Linked DNA regions of Homo sapiens: region 2 is linked to region 1. Evidence: chromatin loops called from intact Hi-C (ENCODE). Cell type or tissue: dorsolateral prefrontal cortex. All regions are shown on one strand. Links, peaks and the distances in the headings refer to the core of each region. The heading gives the core; the rest is flanking DNA.

What was found. A loop is a pair of places that touch in the nucleus more often than their neighbours do. Peaks named below come from ENCODE experiments on the same cell type or tissue, not always from the same donor. Only the 100,000 strongest peaks of a DNase experiment are listed, where the experiment ranks them.
Region 2: it touches region 1 in a loop (2.7-fold over the local background); 6 of 110 quality-filtered maps call a loop at or near these places.

The regions. Positions count from the first base shown.
Region 1 is chr13:106,485,893-106,498,022 of GRCh38, forward strand. It overlaps EFNB2 (ephrin B2), which reads right to left. Exons shown (of 5, transcript NM_004093.4): 3 at 9,856-9,948; 4 at 8,989-9,102; 5 at 3,853-7,536. The coding sequence ends at 7,148. It overlaps LOC124903247 (a long non-coding RNA gene), which reads left to right and starts at 2,553. Exons shown (of 2, transcript XR_007063940.1): 1 at 2,553-2,743; 2 at 3,403-3,908. RefSeq lists enhancers at 6,588-7,088, 7,236-8,435. In dorsolateral prefrontal cortex, for the core only: a CTCF peak has its summit at 6,270; DNase peaks (open chromatin) are centred at 5,299, 5,769 and 6,219; H3K4me3 peaks cover 2,500 bases; H3K27ac peaks cover 2,500 bases.
Region 2 is chr13:106,411,488-106,423,617 of GRCh38, forward strand. No RefSeq gene overlaps it. Among named protein-coding and RNA genes, the nearest start is that of LINC00460, 41 kb to the left of the region's middle. RefSeq lists an enhancer at 11,705-12,130. In dorsolateral prefrontal cortex, for the core only: no CTCF peak of the experiment used is centred there; a DNase peak (open chromatin) is centred at 5,397; H3K4me3 peaks cover 431 bases.

The DNA of each region.
Region 1 (12,130 bases), core at 5,076-7,575:
TCACATGAAGAAACAGAAGTTCCAGACAGAGGTGCCCCAGATTCCACAGGTTCTATGCTTTCTTAGCATGTAAAGGAATCTAAGCTATACTAGTTATTCATGTAAAACAAACAAACAAAAAAGTTGGAGTTATGTGTATAGAAACCTGTCTCACATCTTTTTTGTCATCTTGAACATCATGCAGGTCACTCAGTTGATGAAGAACTAAGAGATCAAATACTCCTAGACCCACTGGAAGATAGAGCAAGCTGTGAGCTCTTCCTGGAGCATTTTTTCCCAGTTGATGAATCCCAGAGATAGAAATGAATTTTGACTACTTTTTTTCTTCGTTTAGTGTTGTGTTAATGAAGCCACTGCACAAAAATGATATACCTGAAGAGGATTCTTGGAGTATTCAGTTTAAGATTCTAGGTAATTTTAAGCAATTTGCTTTGAGGAAATTTATCTCCCCTACTGTTCTTGGACGTTTTAAGATAAGAGTCATCACGCCTTTTAAAACACACACACACACACACACACACACACATACACACACATACACACACACACACACACATAAACACATACACACATACACACACATACACACATACACACATACACACACATACACACACATACACACACACATACACACACCCCTGTAATCTCTTTATTAAGCATGAATGGCACTTAGTTAAGAAATAATAGCTCTATTATCAACTAAAAGATGTTTCTCAATTCTACAGTTTTCTGTCACAGACTACAGAATTAGAGGTGTAAATAATAAAGGAGGGATAAGGATGTGTTCCAGATACCAGCATGAACAATATTCAACAGGAAGTTAAATTAATCTTGAGTCTACAAGGAAGACAAAGTCAAGTTGGGCTAAGTTAACTGGTGGAAGGGGACACCGTGACCACCCGACACGTTGCCTGGCTCGTGGTGGGTCTTTATCAGACAGTCACGTAGAAGAGTGTAGCGAATGTGCTCGGACCCCGCCTGCAGTGGCCTGAAAATGTTTTTAAATAGAGATAAATGATTCCACTTAACAATTAGAGGGAAGGGCTGGCAACACCAGCTCAATCCGTACATATACATCGCTGGTTCTGAAGTCTTTTTGGATTTTGATTCTAGGGAGGGGTGAAGAGCCGCAGAGTCCTGGACCCCGGGCCCTGGGCAGCGGGTTCTTGCTGGAGGCAGTGGGTTCTTGCTGGAGGCAGTGGGTGGATGGGCATGCGCAGCTAAGAGGTGGGGCCGACTGGGCACCACCTCCGCAGACTTCAGAGCTGTGTCTGCAGCACACTAGGACACGGAGAAGCTTGCATGGAGATACTTTTGTACAGCTGAAAATGGTGATGGCTTTTTGCTGCGAATCCTGCAAAAAGGCAAAAGCGACCTTTGGTATCTTAGAATCCATCCCTCTCACTTTACAGGTGAGGCTCTGAGGCACAGAACATAAAAGGATCTGCTGAAGGTCACAGCATGAGTCAGTAGCAGAAATACAGCCAGAAACCAGGTGCCCCTTTCATGATTTAACACCTTTGTTAACTGTCTACAACTGGCCAGAAACTGTGCTGCTATAATTAGTATTATTTTCCTTGTGCCGTATGCCTGTGTACCTGGTGTATACCTGGAGAATTCTTGAGGGGGTTGGTTGTTTTTAAAGATATGGTTGACTTCATATGAACACTGTTTTAAAGAGATTCCACTAATCAAGTTATCAAAGTATAAAAATCTTAAGCTGCATGTATCGTTAGCTTTTGGGACATATCTAAAAATGGATTAACCTACCTGGTTTGCTATATTTTGTTACAAATAATGCAATATTTTAGTACCCCCCCCTCAAATCACTGATGAATGATTCTCTACCTGGAATAATGAATCGGAGTAGGAAATACTCTTTTCCATGACAACACTGAAAATTTGCCTTCAAGTAAGTGTATAGTGTAAATATCACAAACGTAATTCAAAAATCCATCCAAAGTAAAAACCAAAGCAGTAGCACATCCAGGCTAGTGTCCTTGGTGCTGCAGTAGCTACTGTGTCTCCTGAGCCACCTGAGACCTATTTGCTACCCAACCAAAAAGTAGGGTAATGGTCCTTTTTCTTTTTCTTTCTTTTTTTTTTTTAACCTACATTAGGAAAGTGAGTTTTACTACTCTGGAGTTTACTTTTTCTCTTGCTAATTCTTCTCTGGGTTGGGTTCAGAGACTGACAGTAAGCTGGACAGCAGTTACCCAGAAAGGAATACTTTATTTTTTCTCATTTCCATTGCGAACCTTTATCCCAGGGTTTGAATGGCCATCTGCTTTGCCAAAAAGGGAGTTGATAAGAAAGAGAGCTGGCTGCTGGCTGAGGGACGCTCGCCTGTGCAGAGAAGTAACGTGCTCAGAGCAGGCTGGGCTCACCTTTGAGACAGAACAAAGGGCATCTGGTTATACGCCCTCTGCAAGGAGCTTCTGCGTGTGTTCCTTCTTCCCAGGTGAAAAGAACAAGTGGACAAATCTTGTTTCTTAGCTGAGCTTGGCTTACTCAGAAAACGTGGTTTAAAAACAGGGTCCAAACCATGACATTGTGTATTCGGTAATTTATGTTGTAATAGGTACCACAAAGTAAAGGTTGAAAATGCATGATTTCACTTTGGTTCTTTTCTTTTGCCCAAACTAACTAGAAATGACCTTGGTGCACACGGTCGAGGGTTCAGCTTAGTGGCTTGGCCATAAAATTGCATCCATCAACTTGGATCTGCAACTGAAGGCAGGTGGGTGCAGCAGGAGAAAATCCTGGAACAGATGAAACTACGATTCTACCATCCACGAAAACCCTGGGCCTCCGGGGATTGTTGTTGTTGCTGATGAAGGGAGGCATTTATTTAACAAACATTTCTCTAGTACAAGTACTGTGCTAAGCTGTGTAGATCCCTGTGTCCAAACCAGCCTTTCTTCATCACCTATGGACTTTTGAAACATATGGTTTCTTCCACTGACTGGGGTGTGGTCCTGGGCAAGTCAGTCAGACCTGGGAACTCTTCTGGCTTGCTTCCTGACTCCAGGGGCCTTTTCCTATTCTCCCTACCTAAAATGTCTCACTCTTATGGCAGGGATTAACCTGAGATAATGTAAAGATGTTAGCACTCAGATCTCAAGGGTGTGAAGTTCTCTGCCATGGGTGGGGACTCTTGGTTGTTTAAAAAGCTACCCAGGAAGTATAGTGATCAGTCTTAATACCCAGGACTACAAGAGGCCTGAAAAACAATCACACCCCTCAGGGTACATAGTTACCTTCCCCAGGAAGATGACCACTGAAAGTGTGTTTTAAACTCACAGCTGGCCTCTGGCTTGCCTTCAACCAGTATCTCAAAATGTGCTCTCATCAATGTTAAGTTTTTACAAAAACATTTGACTTTTTCCTTCTCCCTAGGATTATTCTGTTAAGAAAAATGAAGCGATAGACCGCTGCTTTGCTTCTATGGACACTAGATCGATCTGGAATTAAGTGTAAGATAAGAGTACATTTCCCTCTTTTTCCTGAGACAGCTAACTTTGTAGGTAACTATTCTGACTGTGCAATTCAGGTGCCACTAGAGAGATTTTCTGTTGAGGATTATTAGGATTTTATACAATTGCATATTATTTTTGAAATGAGAGTTTGTGGTTTTATGGGGAATAACGAGCTCACGGCTCTTAGCAAAATTAATATTTGTGTGATGTGCACATCCCGATTTGAAAAGTGGGCACACAGTGTCCATAGACAGAAGTCTCTGGATTAACTGTAATTTTGGGGGAAATAGAGTAAAGGAAGGCAAATTAAAATAACAAACAAAAAAGAAAGAAAAATGAAAAGAAAAGAAGAAAAGTACTTTGAAGGCACTTTTTCCATAGGAAAAAAATATTTTATTTTTTTAAGAACAAATTCAGTTTGAAACAGATGTGGAATGTGACTTCACGGATTTCATTTTCTGGGGCTAACTGCAATGTGAAACTAAAGCAGATTTAAAACCTATGACAGGCTATTAAAATAAAACAAAGAAAGAAAAAAATATTTATAACTCAGGCATAATACTGTGTTACTTACAAATTGGACAACGAAATTTTAAATAAATATTCATGGTACATAATTACGGCACAAATATGCAGCAATTTGGCAACCTTTTATACCATTTTTTCCTCATTACAGTGCAAAGGGGAATGACACTGCCGTTAAACAAGCTGTAGCTAAATACATTGCAAAATTCAGATTTTATACAAAACATCTTGCTTAGACTTTATAAAAAACCAACATTGCTCTATGTACACAATCTGGGTAAGAAAAGCCATTTCTTTCTTGTTTTCATGTGTATTTTTATTAAAAAGGTGAATAAGGCTACTGTAACACCCCAAATCCATAGACAGTAAAATCTGAACCTATTTACAGCATCTTCACTGAAACATGATGGTGCAAATTCCAAAGTCGGGTGACCAGGGACGATCATACAAGCAAGGCATTTACAGTAACTTTCCAAAGCTAAACCAACTTCAAACAAAGGGACAGTTGGTAGATTGTCATATTCTGCACCAGACACAAAACAGACGCACAGAACACTTTTCAATTGGTTGCAGGGAACTCTTTTATCAATTCATCTGATTTTTCACAGTTTAGCATAGAACCAAAACGTAGCCAACTGATGATACATACATTTGATTTCATTAAAATCAGACTATTTCCCATTTTTCCCCTTCTCGCCCCTCTCCCCCATCCTAAAAGTAACTTCTGATGGCTTACAAGAAACTCTTGCATGAATGCACAGAAAGGAGAGGTTGGGGTGATGGAAAGAATTACATATGTACTGTGGCTGGTTACCATGGCAACCCTCCACAGAAATATGATATAGATATATATAATATATATTGTAGATATATATTATACATATATGTACACATGTATACCACGCACCCACTCACACATACACACACGCACTTTGGACCAACATCATTTCCAGGTTCAGGAAATAGAGGATCATAATTTCTGTGACAACTCATTTTTGCAGGTACTCACTGGAGGTCTGAGAACCTTAAAATGCTGTCGCTACATTTTTTTTCCCTTCCAATTCAGAAAGCAAAGTGTTACCATAGTAACAGGACTATGTTAAAGATGTCTATTTTGCATAGCACATAAAAAGTAGGTTTCCTGTTTACTCTTCTTGTTTCCCAGAAGGGAGGGGGTGCGGGGGAGGACAGGAGGAGGGAGCCACAGCTAAATCGTCACCTGAAGCCCCCAGTGTGACCTGCTGGATTCTAGAGAACACTTCAGCCCATAAGGCAAGGGAAAACCCAACGCAGAAATAAACGCCGGAACATCTTGTCATTGTTAAATATATGATGCAGTCACATCGGCTTCCTGCTCTGTGGGGCTCGTACTTCCTAGTCTACGGTTCCGTGAGATGCCTTCGGAGGACTTGGTTATTTTTGCATTTGCTCTCATTATTGTTCTTTTTGGAATGATGTTGTTTTTCCCAGAAGTAGCTGTCCAATTTGTTTTTTTAAGCGCTGAGCATTGGGACCACTTAATTGCCACAAATGAATTTCACATCTTCTGGTGTGTACTGTGTGCAACCTTAAAATATATATTAGTAAAAATCTTTCATTTTATATCCCTTGTGTTCTATATACCTATTATAAATACGTCCTATCTTCCTTCTCCCCCTGGACATCATAATTTACTTCCGTCTTAAGGACTCTAAGAGGTCTGCCGTATGTGCTTCACCTTGACACAGAGCACCGGGCGCTGCAGCCTCCATCAGTACCGACCCTGCAGCCCTGGCACCCGGACAGCACCGCATAAACCAAAGTGTCGTAAGGCTCAATCGGGAGGGGAAGGAGGAACCTGGGGGGAGGGGGATCTGACCTACCTTTTATAGATAAGGATTCTTTAATAACAACGATGATGATGGAATTACAGCCTGTTTGACCTTTGGCTTTTCAACTTTTAGGTCAGATTTGGCTCTCTGCTATTCTCCTAAATGCTTTCCCTGTGTTTAATAAAATGTGATAAGTATAGCAGCTGAGTCTGCTTAAAAAATCATCCAAAGCAGACCGACTCTCCTACAGCTCGGAGCTGTGTATCTTATTGCCAGTACCACAACAGTCCTGCCCGAATATATCATCAGCGGCCTACTTTCTCCCTTCCCTCCAAGCCTGTTCCTTTCCCAACAATACCCGTCTTTGTTCCCCGGAATGAAGAGGGGCTTTTCTTCCTGCACATCGCTATTTGATAACAGCGAGTGCCTCCCCATGCACTGGAATCCACTGTGTGTGCTGTCGTGTCTCCTACTGGCCTCTTCGATCTCAGCAAAACCAAAGTGCTGTGCTACCTAATTGCTTTTTTCTTTTTTCCTTTCCAACTTTCTGTTTCAGAGGCAGCAGCAGTGAGCTGCAATTGCAGCCAGCCCTTTCCCCAGCCCCACTCCCTTCTATGAACTCCTAGCCTTCTTCGCAGACAGCCTAGCATCTGGCTAAAGGGCACCTTGTTAGCAAACACAATTTCTATGAACGGATTACCCATGGACTGAAGCTGTTGTTGCCAGCGGCTGGAGGAGGGGACTCCAGACATGAGTGTTCCATGAGTGATGCAGATGTGGAGTGGAGGTCTCAGGTGAGGTGCTGCAGAGCCCTGGGTAACAGAACGAGTGAGACAGTAAGGACTAAACTCTAGAGATCTTTGCACACCTTAACTAGCCCGAGGTCCGTGTGACAAGTCCGGTATGCACTGCGGGGGAAATGCACCCCAGGCAGAAGCCGGCCCTTCCAGGCGTGGCATCCTGGGGCACCTGCCAGGATGCTCACAGCCCTCTCGTCCACAAACCACTGTCTTCCCTTGGCTTCTGCAGAGGCCTGAGTGACCGCAGCACATGGCTTCGAGGAGGAGACGTGGGACGCGGCACAGCAGTCCGAATGGGCGTCTTCTGCACAGTCTTCCAGCTTCCAGGGAGCGTGTGTGTTCACCAAGGCCGAATGCTACAAGACTAGGTAAGCTGTCCAGCGCGACGGGCTCTTCCGAGGAGGAGTGTCCCTCTCCCCCGGTGCTGTGCTTCAGTCAATTCTCCAGCACGCGGGCTCTCAAACCCTCAAGGGAGGCATCGGGACATTAGGTGTCCTCTGGGAAAGCACAGGTACCACCAGGGTCCCTCTCAGACCTTGTAGTAAATGTTCGCCGGGCTCTGCGGGGGCATCTCCTGGACGATGTACACCGGGTGCCCGTAGTCCCCGCTGACCTTCTCGTAGTGAGGGCAGAAGACGCTGTCCGCAGTCCTTAGCGGGATGATAATGTCACTGGGCTCTGAGCCGTTGTTGTTGCCGCTGCGCTTGGGTGTGGCCAGTGTGCTGAGCGACAGCGTGGTCGTGTGCTGCGGCGAGTGCTTCCTGTGTCTCCTCCGGTACTTCAGCAAGAGGACCACCAGCGTGATGATGATGACGATGAAGATGATGCATCCTGAAGCAATCCCTGCAAATAAGGCCACTTCGGAACCGAGGATGTTGTTCCCCGAATGTCCGGCGCTGTTGCCGTCTGTGCTAGAACCTGCAGACGCGGAGACAGAAAAGGTCAGAGATAGTTACTGCTGTCCCAGTGCAGACGGACTGCTTTTATGACCCTTAAAAATGTGAAAAATAAGCCAGGCTTATTACTAACTAGAAGCTGGACTTTGCCTCGCCAATACCTCGTCTAAGAGCTCAACGCAAAAGGAAATGAGAGGTATCTCTAGGAGGGACTTCCCTACCCTCCCAAGCCACAGGGTTTCCTTTGTATCATTATCCAGCAAGAGCACAGACTGTCGGTGACAGCCAGCCCTTGATCTTGCTTCATCTTCTAACCCGTGTCAGCCAGCCTGGGGCAGCGGCAGGGAAGAAAAAGGGAAGTGGCCAATTCTCCAGGTCAGCGGTGAGCGTTTATGTGGTATTGCTCTTCCGCCTCCTTTGAGAAAGGGAGTTTCATGCAAACCTTCAAAGGGCCTGCCTTCTAAAGAAGAGCCCTGCCTCCTGGCAGAACAGAACAGCTCGGGAACGCGGAAGGAGTGAGGGGGCCTGGGAAAATGTTCAGCTCGTAACTCGTCTGTATTATTTGATTTACACTTAAAATATATTTGGAAGGCAGCAGAAACTCTCACACCGAACAGACTGCCAGCCCAAATGTTAAGCACTAAAAAACTGCCTGGCATCATTATATTATCCATTTATCAGTTTGTCACAAGAATTTGACACATCTTGTCATTGAAAGTTAGAAATAACAACTTCCCTCCTTGACTCTTGGAAAGGGATGGAATATTGCTGCAGACGATAAATTTGCACAACGACCAAGCAAGCACACAACAATCCTAATACAAAACTGCTGATGTCTGCTCAACAGCTACTCTATAAAACCTTCATTAGCATGGTAACAAATACAGAACTATTTGTTCCAAGACTGTTAAGAAAACGAAGGTCAACGACGGACAATTTTATCTGGTATTCTACACTTTTGTCAGGGACCTGTTTAATATTTTCTTTTACATGGAAAATGTGAAACAAAATAACGATAACCACCTGAAAAAATACTATTATGCAATATTTAAAAATGTTACCATTTAAAATTTAGAAGAGGATCAATTAAACCCTCTGTGGCTTAGATATAATTAGATGAGGGATTAGCACATTAATTACATATACATTAACATCAGCTTTAAGCTGGAGTTGACAACCAGCTTGATAAAATGTCAGCCAATGAAACCTTTGGCCTGACAGAGTAGTTCTAATAACTGGCACTTACAGCTCATGAACTCTACTCCTTTGAATATATGACTTTCATTGGAATGAGTTATTTTGTTCTTATTGAGTGTAATTAATAATGACTCACTGACAGCAAAGATTCCTGATCACTGTAACTTCCAGCTAATCCTAACTGGTTAGAAGTCTTTAGACTCTGCCCTACCTTTTAAGATACTACTAAGAATGTGGTACCCACAGACCTCCATACACACAGATCATGCTGTTATACCTGGATTTGGTTTTACAAAGGGACTTGTTGTCGAACTTCTTCCATTTGTACCAGCTTCTAGTTCTGGACGTCTTGTTGGATCTTTATTCCTGGTTGATCCAGCAGAACTTGCATCTATATGAAAAACAAATGATTAATTACGGCACAGACATCTGACAATATCTAGCTTTAGGAGCTGCATATATATTTCAACAGGCATGAATAGCAATGAACATAAGAGTCTTTATGCAAAGTACTGTGAAATACAAGAATATAATTTTTCTTTTAAAACAAAATGGTTATACTAGTTATTTCAGAGGTTTAGAACGTGAGGCCATCTGTGGAAACTATAGGGATTCTTGCATTTGGCAGGCAAAGCATTGCAGATGACATTTCAATTTAACTGAGCAAGTTGATTGACTACTATACCAATTTTTAATTAGAAGAATAATTATTTCTTTCTGCACAATAGGTTATCTATATTGGAAAAGTCACAATGAACAAAACTCTTCTGTAGTCAAGATTCAGAAATGAGCAAAACTGCACAAGCTTTTAGTTTTCATTCTGGATATTTTGATTTTGAACCAAAGTGTTTTGCTTTTTAAAAAGAAATATCTATCTATCTATCTATCTATCTATTATCTATCTATCTATCTATCTATCTATGGCAATAGACATTCTACCTTGCTGATCTTAACTCTTAGATCTCCAATAAAAGCTTAGTACATTGACTTGAGGAAATCTGTCAGTGGCTCAAAGTGCAGAAGGGTTTGCTTTGAAAACTAAAAAGAAGAGCGAATGAAGGTGGGCATCGGCAACATTAGCACCATACTAGCTGGGGGCTACACCAGGTCACAGTGGCGTCATGAAGCAGCAGATGGTCTTTACCTTGTCCAACTTTCATGAGGATCTTCATGGCTCTTGTCTGGCACACCCCTCCCTCCTGGTTATCCAGGCCCTCCAAAGACCCATTTGATGTAGCTGATTAAAAATAAAATGGACAAAACAAAAAAATAAAGAAAAATCAGGAAATCAATAAGCCAAGTTTACATGAACATGAAATGTCTGAAAACAATTTGAAAAATAAGAATTCACTCTTAGTCACAAGTTTTCTGAAAGTATGGGGATGCTGAAAGCCAAAAAGAAAAAGAAAAAGAAATAAAGAGAAATGGATATCGGAAACACTGCCGCACGTATGCTATCTGACTCCAAATTTATTTAGGCACTTTCTCCTTCCTTCACAAATGACTGATTTAATGTTAGTCTATAAATAAAAGGGATGGCATCCTTCAAAAAGTCTATGGACTCTTTTGGGGCCAAACTCAGAAGAGCAAAATAGTTAATGCAGCCATTTCCAAACGTGGTAATCATCCCCCCACACCTGCTTCCTCCACTGCAGATTTCCTGCTTCAAGAACAATTAGCTTGACGCTCTGTTTGTCAAGCATCCAAGTTCTGTAAACACTAGACCAGGAGCCTCCCACAACCCTTGTCTTCTTTTTTCAGCCTTATGCATGCTTAAGAAGTATACCAGAAATCAGGTCTTCAAAATCTCCCCTTTTTCCTCCATCGTTTTGTAAATCAGAAGAACATACGTGTTATTACTGCCAATGTCAACCTTAGTCAACCTCTTCAACCAAACTACCTGTTGCGGGAAAACTCTGGCTGAATAGAGGGTTCACACACATGCCCACCACTCATTCTGGGTCCTGTGGCAGCCCTGGAGAGAAAGTGGGGACTTTTACCAGCCACTTGCTGGTGTTCACCAACTGAATTCCCTCTCCACCTCAGCAGTGAGGAGTGGAAGGAAGGACAGAATCATTTTACCATTTTCAGCATTTTTTTTTTCAACAGCCTATGCTCTATTTAAACACATCCTTGTTCTGTCTCTTTAGACCAGCGAGGTCTCTGAATAGCTTTGTAACTCAAGCTGTAAAGAGATAGGCTGCCAGGTACTTTAATGAGAAACAGGCTTTGAATTACAGTTCAAGTTCCAGGAGAGAAAAGAAGGTGGAGAGTGCTAGACATTTTCATTCCCCTAAAGTTCAAGGGGCAAGGAACAAAAGTGTTTCATATACATTTCTGCAATTTAAATCCATTTTCTACCTGATTATCAAAGTCTTGGCTTGTAACACTGTACTTTGCAAGGGACTGAAAAAAGGATTGATTTTCTGGTAAAAATAAATCCCAAAGACATTCTTCTAATGGGATTGTTTGTTTTCCAAACAGTAGGTCAGCAAACAAGTTCTATATGCATTTATGGTAGAAATATGCATTCCACTGAAATTATATTAACTACAAAAATAAGGCACTTATTTACTTGTCTTTGTGGTCTTGAATTAACTTTACTTTCACTGTTTTCCTCAAAACAAAGACTGCCTCTTCTGTGCATACATATCACTGTGCTTCTCTGAGTGCTTGCTTAAACTTTACAGTCTCACAATTGCATCTCATTCTTCTGTAACTGTGGATAAATTTTTCCCGGGAAACTGGGCAATAATTGCCATAATAATACTTGTCTTGGAAGGGTAGTAAGAAGCAGACAGTATCTGTTTGTAGATACAAACATTGTAGACCATTAAGAAACTATTCAGCAGACAGCTTAAAAAAAAAAAAACCTAAAAATTTTGTACACTTCTGTGAATCTAAAAAAAATCTTTTTAATTATTTAATGGGGCTATTAAAATTTTTTTTTATTATACTTTAAGTTCTAGGGTACATGTGCACAACGTGCAGGTTTGTTACATATGTATACGTGTGCCATGTTGGTGGGCTGCGCCTGTTAACTCGTCATTTACATTAGGTATATCTCCTAATGCTATCCCTCCCCCAGTCCCCCACCTCACGACAGGCCCCGGTGTGTGATTTTTTTCAGTTCTTCATTCTGCTCTTTCCCTTTTCCCTCCTCCAAATATGTGACTAAATTTTAAAGTATCCTTTCCTCCCAGAGGCTTCAAACTATGAGTTTCTATGAGCAGATCCTATTTCTGGACCATTTCAGAGCAGAGCTATAATCTTCAATTAATTGTTGAGAATTTTCCTATTTGATTTTTCTAAAAAATTAGGATATGTCTGCATATAGAAAGAAGTGAAAGGCTGATGTCTCTATCTGGCTGATAGTTTAAAATGTTTGGTTTACTTCATTCAGGTGGAATCCCAATGTT
Region 2 (12,130 bases), core at 4,007-6,506, 75 kb before region 1:
TTTTCCTTCTTATGAAGACACTGGTCACATCAGATTAGGGCCCACTCTGAAGACCTCGTTTTAACTTAATGACCTCTTTAAAGACCCTATGGTTACATTCTGAGACACTAGAGGGTTGGGACTTCAACATACGAATTTGTGGAAGATGCCATTCAGCCCATAATAACATAATTTTCATTTTCATTTGCTTTAAAATAAATCAAGAAGTACATTTTGGCTGGGCATGGTGGCTCACGCCTATAATCCCAGCACTTTGGGAGGCCAAGGTGGGCAGATCACGAGGTCAGGAGATCGAGACCATCCTGGCTAACACGGTGAAGCCCCCTCTCTACTAAAAATACAAAAAAATTAGCTGGGTGTGGTGGTGGGCGCCTGTGGTCCCAGCTACTTGGGAGACTGAGGCAGGAGAATCCCTTTAACCCAGCAGGCAGAGCTTGCAGTGCCACTCAACTCCAGCCTAGGTGACACAGCGAGCCTCGTTCTCAAAAAAAAAAAGAAGTATATTTTGAGTGGAGAATCCTTCTAGATTCTTACATTTTCCCTTCGTCTTTTAAGAGTTTTCTCCCCCACATCTAATTCAACAGCAACTTCACTCCTCTCTCATGGCCATCTTCCAAAGCAATTGCTTTGATTTCACAGAAATAACAAATCCCTTCTCACATTCAGACATCACCGGTTTACCTTACAGTGAATTAAGTCATGTAATTACAATAGCAAGCATCAACAGTTCTGGGAACAAATATAACTGACTTTTGGTAAGCTTACAACTCAACTATTTAGAAGTCTGAGAATACAGAAATGGGCCAAGCAGAGAATTACCCAGCAACCTTCCACACTCAGCCTGTGGTGGGCCTGAGTCCTGTGCTTCATAGCACAAATGGGGAAGCAACCCAGTGGGGGCACTTACAGAGACCCTGGAGTAACAGAACCTGGGAACTGGACAACTTCATGGAGTCTCATACCCCGACTCCTCTTCTAGTAGAATTCCTATGTTGGATTTGTAACACTCTTTTTAATTCTAGATTTCAATGATTCAGTGAAAATCCCTGACAGTGGGTATCTAACAGTTGCTGGATTCTTCCTGGTGATAGGGTTTTCCATGCTCACAAGGCAAGCCTGTTCCTTTCCCAGATGTTTTCATTGGTGAGAAGCACCTGCATTTTTTGGAGATGCACTCTGCCTCCTTGCAATTCCCATTTATTTTAGCCCTTAGGAGTTGTATCTGTCTTCTAAATACAAAGCTTATATTTTATCCGTCAAACATCTAGAGACATTTTTCTTAATCTTATGTATCACCCTCATTCTTCTCTTCATTCCTCCTGCCATAGGATCTCACATCATTTTTCATCCTAATTGCCTCACTCTGGACACATTGTATTTTGCCAAAGTTCTCTTCAAATTGTAGCCCCCAGAACTGTCATTCTGCAGATCTCAGCTGACCAATCCAAAACAAACTGAAACGACACCTTTCCTGATTCTTTACATTTCCACTAAGATAACTAAAAATCACCTTGATGGCTCTCAAGCAAAACACTCAGATCTTTTTTCAACCCACAAGTATGTGAACAAGTTGGTCCCAGATTCACATTTTATAATATCAAAGACAAAGTTCACTTGAATATCACTTGCCGTTTTGAGTCTCTCACACAGTGTAATATGTGTTTGTGTCAAGTCCACGTATGTCATGAAAAATAGTCCATAAAGGAACGACATGAACTCAGCTCTGCAAGTACCAGCTGTGTGATTTGCACCGGAGTTCCCAAATTACAACCATTCCCTTACGACTCTTGTGACACTATGTCTTAGTACTACCGTTCAGTTATTTAACTAAATCAACTCATTTTCCAAATTGTAAATAAATCATTTAAATAGAAATTTTTATTACATCAGCACCACAAGGCAGGGGAAAAAAAAAAAGAAATTTTTATTCCAATAAAGATCCTCAACAACCGGTGCGCCATGTCTCAATTCTCACCCAACACAAACTGAACTACTGACCTTCCCCCAAAAAATCAGCCTGAGGGTCAACTTTTCCATCTCATCTGATGACAACTCCATCTTCCAATGACACAGGTAAAATCAAAAGACATTTGATGGGATCATTTTTAATTTTTCTCTTTCTGATCCAATTGATCAGAAAGTCTTGTTGGTTCTATCTTCAAAATGCAGCAGAATCTGATGTTTCTCCCAGATTTTACAGCTTCACTCTTAGTCCAAGATCCTCTCTTGCCTGGATGTCTGTAACACTCACCGAAGTGGTTTCCCTGTTTTAATCTTTGAGTTTAAACTCAACAGCCAGAGTGATTTTTTAAAAATATAAGTTGGTGCATGCCACCCTCCTCAAAGCTGCCAAATGACTTAAAGAGCACTAAGAATAAAGGCCAAGCCCCTGTAGTGTCTCCCATTTCTGAAATGATCTGTCCCCACTCCATCTGCTGTCTCTTTGACCTCATCTCCTATGCCTCCCTCCGCTGCTGCTCACCCCACACCAGCTCGCTCGCTGTTCCTCTAACAGCCGGGCACATGCTCACAGGAAGGATCACAGGACAGATCACAGGAAGGACGTGGCCCTGGTTGATGCTCCTGCTGGGATGATCTTCCCGAGAAGTCAGCCTAGCTGGCTCCTTTGCCTCCTTGAAATTATCGCTCAAATGGCACTTCTCCGTCACTTCTCTGACTTCTCTGTTCTAAATTGAAACATCCCAATTCCCAATCCTCTTTACCCGCTCCCTTCTTTTCGTTTTCCCATGGGACTCATGACGCTCTAATAAGGTATTTTGTTTTGTTGTTGTTGTTGTTGTTGTTGACACAGAGTCTTGCTCTTTTGCCCAGGCTAGAGTACAGTGGCAAAATCTCAGCTCACTGCAACCTCCACCTCCTGGGCTCAAGCAATTCTCATGCCTCAGCCTCCCAAGTAGCTGGAAGTAATTACAGCCGCGTGCCACCCCACCTGGCTAATTTTTGTATCTTTAGTAGAGACGGAGTTTCACCATGTTGGCCAGGCTGGTCTCAAACTCCTGACCTCGTGATCCACCCGCCTCGGTCTCCCAAAGTGCTGGGGTTCCAGGCGTGAGCCACTGCACCCGGTTTTCTATTATGCTTTCTAATTTACTAATCTAACGGGTCAGGCATTTATTTCTTGTCCCACCCCCTCCTATGAGGAGGTAACCCTGCAAGGCCTCCGATCTCTGCTTTGCTCACTGATGCATCCAGAGCCCCCAGAACCATGCCTGGAGCACAGCCTGCCTGGTGGTCTTCTCCACCTTCATTGAGCAAAGTGGCTCGAAAATTCCTGATCTGCTACTTTCCATATCAGCCAGAGGCTGCATGTTCACACCAGCGACGCCGACCCCACCTCCACAAAGAAAGAAGAAGACCACCTCTGCCAGGCCCTTCGCTTCATCGACACAGACCTAGGGTAACTCACTAAAGCTCTTTGCTTCCCCTGCTTACTGCAGCCTAAAGACAGTTCTTTGGAATAAGGAGCTAGGATATAGTACAATTTTGTGATAGGCAAGTACCTCATTTTTATTATGCAGTGTGCCTGAGGATAAATTTTGTTTAGAGCTCCCTGTTTTTCTGATAGATATATGACCAGTGTGTAGCGCTCAGAGCTAGTGACATAGAAATAATTTAACAGATGTAGGGATATGATTTTTCTCTTCCACTGTCTCTCTCTCAAACATCTTTAGTTTCACAGCTTCCTCACCGCAACACCTTACGTTTCTTATATATTACTTCTCAACACAGTAAGTCTGTTAAAGTATGAAGAAACCTAGGTGAAATTTTTCTTCTTCCTTGGAATATTCTTCTAAAGCCAACAGGAAGATTTAGCTGCAGACCGGCTGTAGAGAATTGTGACACAAATATAAAATGTCAAATAAAGAATAAAAGTGTTTATGTTGGTCCCTTCCTGAACCTACAATAGCTCTATAACAAATAAAGTAAAATAATCAGAATGAAGTAACAGCTATAACAAAAAAAAAATGGTTAATTAGCGAATCCTATCCCAAATATCCGAGAATTATGAATATTCAACCTCTGATGTGTAGAGGGAGAAACCTTACTGAATCCCATGTGTGAGTACCTCTGTCACTATCTTGAGTTGGGTATTTATAGTAACTTACAGCTGCAGATTCTTGACTGTACAGCCGTATGTTTTATTATTCGACCAGATGTAGGCCATAAAACTGTTTTATCTATTCTGGGGTTTGCTTAGTACTAATAAAATAAACTTCAAATCCCTAACTTAGTGGCTGTTGTGATATTGTAACACTTCAGCAAAGTACAGTTTTGCTATCTGGTACACTGAAAATGTTCTAAAGTCAAAGTGTACTTGGAAAGATATATTTCTGCTCCTAAAGATTTCATAAAGACCCTTGCAATTTGGATGAATTGTGCTGTGCAATGACTTGTTTTTCTATTGATTTCTAGGCTGATGGACCATAACCTTCATTGATAGTTCATTCTGGCTTCCTCCAGACTGAAAAGGAAATAGCACTGAGTCTCTTCTCTGCCTTGGAGCCTACGTTATTGATATTCTTTCATCATTATGTAGGAACATAAAGCTTCTGTTATGTTGCAATTATTATGTGTCTTTACTAGAATGTAGTTAGTGAAACAAAAATAGATGAGGCAGCCCACCACAGGGCTGTCCTGCTGTTCTCTGTTACACTGAGTACAATACACAGAGCTCAGAGAAAGCTCCCCAATCATGCTGATTTTTTGGCAACAGTTGCACAAAAGAAATCTTTCTGAAGTTCTCAAAAGTGAAAATGTCATAATTAGCATTTCAACCCAATAGGAGCTATGCAGAAGAGTTGAGTCAATTTTCATACAACAATGTATTATTTTAACTCATCTTTCTCTAGGTACTTTTTATGAATTTCATACCATTTTTAAGAAATGATATAATGAAACAAGATTATGAACCTCCTATGGGAAAGAGCTGACAAAATTTTGCCAGATTTTAGAAGTCTTTTGAGATTTCTTGCACTAGATTTTATCTACCTGCCCAGACCATGGAACGTAGTCCTATCAACCTACGACTATTGAGATTCCTTAAAGCTTACGAAGTTAAACATTCATAGGAACAAAATCTTTTATGCCTTTTTTTAACTTTTCATTAAACGGAAACAAAAAGATCTAATGATCACGCATGCTCACCAAAATAGATATTAACACTTCTGAGAATAACCACTGAAAGGCAGCATAAGTTAATTCAAAGTCAGGATGGGCATGAGAGAGCTCACTGGGTTTACTCCCTGTGATTGATAACAATTACCTGCCATTTGCAGACTATTTCTTGTTCCCTCCCTCTTTCTCAGTACTTCCTGGTACTGACAGGGACCACGTGACTGGTTCCAGCCAATGCAACGCAAGTAGAAGTGATGGGTCACTTCTGGGCTGAGTGTTTCCCTGGGGGTGCAAATCCCTCCAGAGCTGTCTCTTTCTCTGTTACAGCAACCAGTTATGTGCAAGATGGTGGCCACTCTGACTACCCGGGTAACAAAGGGACAATGCCACCACCCAGGATGTACATGAACCTTTCTTATTTTAAGCCACTGACATTTGGGAGTTGATTCTTACTAGCCTATTCTGACAAATTTTTTTAAATGATTATTTTTGCAATAAACTGATTCTTCATTTTGCCTTATAAAGATGGTTATCTACATTAGAAACAGTATACAATTTGGGCGGGTGAGAGGTGCTTCATATCTCCGGGTTAATAATGTGCAGTGATGAATAGGCAGAAAGCAGGAAACAACCGTGGCCACGAAGATAGTTGTTTTTCTAAATCAGGGAACTAGAAAAGCCTTCAGATTCAGACGGGGCAAAGACTGGGGCTAAGAGTTACCTGTCCCCAAATTCCTTTTGTTTTATAAGAGAAGTCTGGTTAAAATGAACTTCAGAAGTTGCTTTGAAGAGGAAAAATCGGGGGAAAGGAGACAAAATATACAACTAGAATCGGCTAAGTAGGCAAAAGTACCTGGTATTTATATTCTTATTATAGGTACATGAATTTCAGAACTTTGATTTTTCTTTTTTCTTTTTTTTTTTTAGTAACAGCTGTGACTTACCATTTCCCCCAACTACTGCCGGCTGGTCAGGGAAAGAAATCATGAGACTGCCGAGCCGCTTGCTCTACCCCGGGGAGCGACAGGAGAAGCAGGTGTGGCTGAAGATGCAAAGGTCTGAGGTTCCTTTGCTGCGTGTCAACTCCTGGCCTCGCAGCTGTGAATGCCCAGCTTTTTACCTTCTCCGTGTTATGACGACAGGAACACTCACATTTCACTTGCTCAAAATAACGTGCATGTCATACGAAAAGTGAACTTGATCTCTTGAACTTCCAGAAAACCCTCATTTGCAGCGGGTGAGCTTTCGTTTTTGGAATACAAATACAATTTAGGATCCCTCTTTACACTCTGGCTCTGCGTCATCCCGCAGCTTCTTCAACAGATTTTCTTTTTGCCCATGGCAATGTGAAACAAAGTTTTGTTTTTTTGTTTTTTGTTTTTTTTTTTTTTTTGCTTCCCAAAATGACAATATTGAGAACATCTGGTTTGTAGCCATCTTAAAGTTTGTTCTGCAATGCCATTAGGTTTAAACATCCGTCATTAAATCAAGGGATTGACAAAATGCTCTGAGTTGAATTGCAACAGAGGGTACTACATAATTATCTTTTTTTTGGAAACAAATTGAAAAAGAGTTAATTGTCTCTTCTTGAAGAGTGTGGGTCCAAATCACCAAAGGTATCTGTTTTCTTTTCCAAATGAGAAAATGTATTTAATTTATTCTACTAATTTTCCATTTTCTGTCCCACTGACTACTATATTTAATTATTCTAAATCTCTCTCCACATAAAGACAGTGATGCGCTTCTGACAGTCATTACAAAGATATTGTTTTGTAAATGTCTTTGCCTATTTGAAAAGCACTAAAAGTTTTCAGCAGTTTTGCCCCCCACTGGTTTCCTAGGCAGGCACGGATCAATATGTCATTTGATAAAATACAGTGCAGGGACACTACCCCATCAGAGTCCGGGTTCTCCTGACGTCTCCTGGTGCCAGCATCTTGCTCTGTTTTCACGTTCTCCGGGAAAGAAGAACTGATCAAACATAACGTGCACTGTGATTAGCTGTTTAAGCTGAAAGTGATAACAGATGAATATCATTAAGACTCCAGGACCTCTTAAATCCAGAAAGAAAACTAAGGCTGGATGAGTAAAGAGGCTGGCAGGTTGCCCTTCAGTACCCAGCTGAACAGCTCATCCACTGTGAGGGAAGTCATATGCGATTGATTAAATATAAGCTCTCTAGACAGCCTGATACCACTCCCAAAGCTTTTACAGTGATGTCTTTCCCAAGTGGTGGAATGAAGCAGCTTTTCTCTGCTTTATTGGGAAATGGGAAAACCCTGGTGTCTTCCTTTTATTCCCTAAGTTCAAGCTGCTTTTAGTTATCATTTATGTAAAGGATTAGATAATGTGAGAATATTTATTATGCTTGAAAAACATCATTTTTAGTCAAATTTTAAAGTTTCAATTTTTATTTTAAAGACGGGGGTACATGTGCAGGTTAGTTACACGGGTAGATTGCACCCAGATAGTAAGCATAGTTACCCAAGAGGTCGTTTTTCAACTCATCCCTCCAAAAAAATTTTTAAAAGAATTTGCTTCTTAAGAAATCTAGTATATAGAAACACTATCTTTTCTGTATGTAATTATTTTTAGTTTGGATAAGATACCTTTTTTTGAATGGTTACTAAATTATTCAGAATGCTAGATCCCAAAGCACAAAGAAAGAGAATAAAAATTAAGCAAAAGCAGGGTCTTTGTGTAAGGAGGAGCTGTGGGGTTCAAGTCAGGGCTTCACCCCTTAACTAGTTGGGAAATGTGGGCCAAGTTTATTTAACTTTGAAGTCTATTTTCTCAACTCTCCAATGTTAGTAATAAATCCTATTCCACACGGTTGTTATGAACATTACATTAGATAATGCTGATAAGGAACCTGGCAGGGAAGTGCTAAATAACAAGTAGCTATTCCCAATACTTCCAACAATTTTTTTTCTTAATTTTATTTTAACTTCCAGGATACATGCGCAGAACATGCAGGTTTGTTACATAGGTGTATGTGTGCCATGGTGGTTTGCTGCACCCATCAACCCATCCCCTAGGTATTCAGGCCCGGGTGCATTAGCTATTTCCAACGATTTCTGAATATCAGAATCATTTCTGAAGATCACTGAATATCTGGTGGACATCTTCGTTGCTGTTTGTCATAGAACATGTGATCTTGGCCCCCAGGTTTGTCCTTTTCAGGATGGGTTTCTTTGAGGCATGACTTTAAATGATTTTTGTTTTTCCATTTTTATAATAACTAAGAGTTTCACTTTTGTTCTTGGTTGGTGGGGATTTAATGAAATGGAGAATTGAGCACCTTCCCAATTAAAGTTGACCAACCAGGCACACGAAAGACATTGACTTTTCAAAGCACAGAGACAGCCTGAACCCATTATGCATGTGAACGGTACCACACATCAAAATGTCCCATTTAGCCCACTCAAAATTAGCATTAAAATAAAATGGGTAGGTAGACACTTTTTAAATCTTTTTAAAATTTTGAGGAACAAATCAAGAGAGTAGTTTACAAAGGCAACCCTTGGGCATTGCCTTCCTTCCCATGGAGGAGGGCAGAGCTGACTGCGTGTAACCAGGTTTCTGCTGACACCGTCTTCCCCCATCTCCCATCTCAACTGCTGAGTAGAGACAACCCTTCAATTATTATCTTTACTTGATTCTCAAATCCATAAACACGATGTTAAAGGAAACCTCAACCCCATAATGAGACGTTGTAATACTTTGCATCATGTTTTAAAAACATTTTGGCTCTGATCATAAATGGGGAGGATATTGTTTAAATAGCAGTACCTCCAGTGAATACAAAAAGATTCCTAGAGTTATCTTCCAATACTTCACAAAAAGCAATTTATTACACAAAATGTTAGGATGTTTTTATCATTAATAAGAAAATAACTTGATTTTTATAAAATGAAAAAATCATAGCCATATATGTGATTATAAACATATAATTTGTATGTGGTATTCATACTGGACTCTATCCTGTCCCCAGCCTACATATACTAGGACTAAATATTACCAGATAAAACACTGGTACAAAACTAGAATATGGGTTTTAAATTAAGCAAGTCTAACTTTCAAATTGTATGCTTCCTTATGCCATGGATAAGAAAACATTACAAAATGTAAAACCTTCTTGAATTGACACTTCAAATTTTCAAATGAATTCAGCCTTTTTGAGGTTTGAATTCCAATTATTTTGGACAAAATGGCACTTCCTGGCCTTGCAGGGAAAAAATATTCTTAAGGGGGCTTCTTGAAAATCTTCCTAAAGGATCCTGTCCCTCAGGATGCTTTCCAAGGCAAACAAAGTCTGAAGAGATGAGTGAAAATTAAGTCGATCCCTACAGATTAACTTCCTCCAGGGATCAGCCCCACCTGGATGTCAAATGGCCTAGGAACAGTCCCACAGGTGTGGTTGGTATTTGCTTCTAGGGTCAGTATCCTCTGATATAAACAAACTAAAGAGAACTGAGTGTGTTTTTCCTTTGGTTGAAAGTAGAAAAGGCATGAGAAAGGAATCTTGTTTACCCTAATAACTTCAAAATATTTATGAATATTTGAGTTGGGTTTAATTTCTTTTTAATCTCATCTACCTTATGATGGAAACTGCAAAGCATTTCCCCTATACTCCTTAGATTTTATAGAAGCTTGGCAGAAAATTTAGTATTTTCCAATGTACATTGGACATAAATGTGGAATTATAACAAACTATACTATTGTTAGCATCTGGGGCTATACTCCACTTTCATAAATAATGTAAATTTACTGACCATTCTGAGGATAAACACCCAAAGATAAACAAATAAAAGTAGATGCTGGTAGCTTCTATTTAATTTAATAGACGTCCAAACATTGGAAAATTGCAAAGCAGCAAAAAAAAACAAAAAAATGTTATGGGGATTGCCCAAAGAACAGGTAGAATTCTATCAGCTCTATTTTCTTTCTTACTATAATTTTTTTCTAAGTTCCCTAAAGATATTTAATGGGAGATGATTACACAGGGAGTGTGTACAACAGCTGATTTAAAAGCAGGTCAGAATCAGATTTAATGATTTAAAAATTACAATTATGATTACAAATACACGGGGGAAAACTTACACATTGAAAAAAACTATCAAAGAATGAAAATACAGTAAAGTGTTAATAGTTTTTTACCTTTGGGTGATGAGTCCGTTACAGTTTTGATTTTGTTTTTGTTTTATGCCTGTTTGTAATTTGTGTTTTCTGTATTTAGCAGTAACTAAACACACATATGTAATCTTTATTTTCATGTGAATTATTCAAAGGTAAATGACATAAAACACACACATACGTATATATATTAGAAAATAACTAGGTGAGGTCATGCCACAGACCTTTTTTTTTTTTTTTTTTTTAGACGGAGTCTCGCTCTGTCACCCAGGCTGGAGGGCAGTGGCGCGATCTCGGCTCACTGCAAGCTCCGCCTCCCGGGTTCACGCCCTTCTCCTGCCTCAGCCTCCCGAGTAGCTGGGACTACAGGAGTCCGCCACCACGCCCAGCTAATTTTTTTGTATTTTTAGTAGAGACAGGGTTTCACCATGTTAGCAAGGATGGTCTCGATCTCCTGACCTCGTGATCCGCCCGCTTCGGCCTCCCAAAGTGCTGGAATTACAGGCATGAGCCACCGCGCCCGGCTGCTACAGACCTCTTTAAGAACTCTACTCTTGATAATTGTTTTGGTCTGTTGGTAGAAGTAAGACTATGACATAGTTGAATGACTATATTTACTCTGTGCATTTATTTTGCAGTAAGACTTTCACTGGCAGAGCGCTGGCTTGGTCATTTTGGCGTGCCTCTACTGTCCTAATGTCTCAGCAGGACCTCAAACTCAACATGTCCAAAACAAATACAATTATCCTCCCCTGTGCGGAGTGACACACGCATATATCCCACCTAAATCCGCAGCTTCTGTAACTAATGACAGAATTATGCCAGCCTTAAAAGTTCTGGAACAGTGGCGGGCTCTTCCCTTCTTCCTCGCCTCCTACTGTGAGATTCAGCAGCCCAAACTCGCTTTGAGCTCTCTTGATTTCCATTGCCACTGCTCCGTCTCCAGGTTCATTCCCTCTCTGCTTGACTGTTACAGTAGCTTCCTCTTCTTCCTGGCTCTACACTTTATCCTCCTGACATTTAATACAAACAACTCTTCTGTCATTTGCCCTTAGGAAAACCCCCAGGTTTTTTAGATAGGCCGTCTACTGTCCCAGCTTTGGAGGTCAGGAGCTGGCTGTCACTGCCCCTGAACAAGCCTGAGCTTCCCTCTGGTGCCTGCACATGGCACGTGATTCTCATGCTCCCCTCCCACCGCTGCCATTTAAAATATTTGCTGTTCCCCAAAGTGGCTCTTTCATGATGATCACAACCCAATGTGAGTTCCTCCTCTCCTTTGAGCCTCCCTTAGTACTTTATCTGTGTATCTCTCTACATCCATCAAAACCTACCACAGGAAACACTTACCTGTAAACTCACGTTCTCACACGGGAGGCTCGGGAAGGGTAGCCACTCAATTCCTCTTCTTTGCATCTATGCTTTGCACCATGTGAGCCTCTTACCCGCATTGGTTGAATTTAAAAATATGGATTGCCCTGATACGAAAGATTCTGCAGACTGGAAACCTGGAAATTTCCATTAATAAGTTGATATCTGTAAGGCTCTCAGAGCAGCGCCTGGCACGTCGTAAGCACTGTGTAAGTGTTATCCACTCGTCCTATTAGCTATTAATCAGAGCTCAAATACAGGGAAAGGCAATGAATGACTCAGATACTGAACTATGTCAAAAAAGTGAAAACCAAATGGAACAGACACATCTAAAATTCAGAGCCCACCACACACATCACAATGTGGGACCCCAGCAAAAAGCCCAGCCCAGCTGAAAACAAAGGTTCCTGAAGTCTGAATGCAAACAAAGGCCAACCTAACGACACCTAAGGGGAGGGGAATTGGAGAATGAATTCCCTGGGGGGGACTT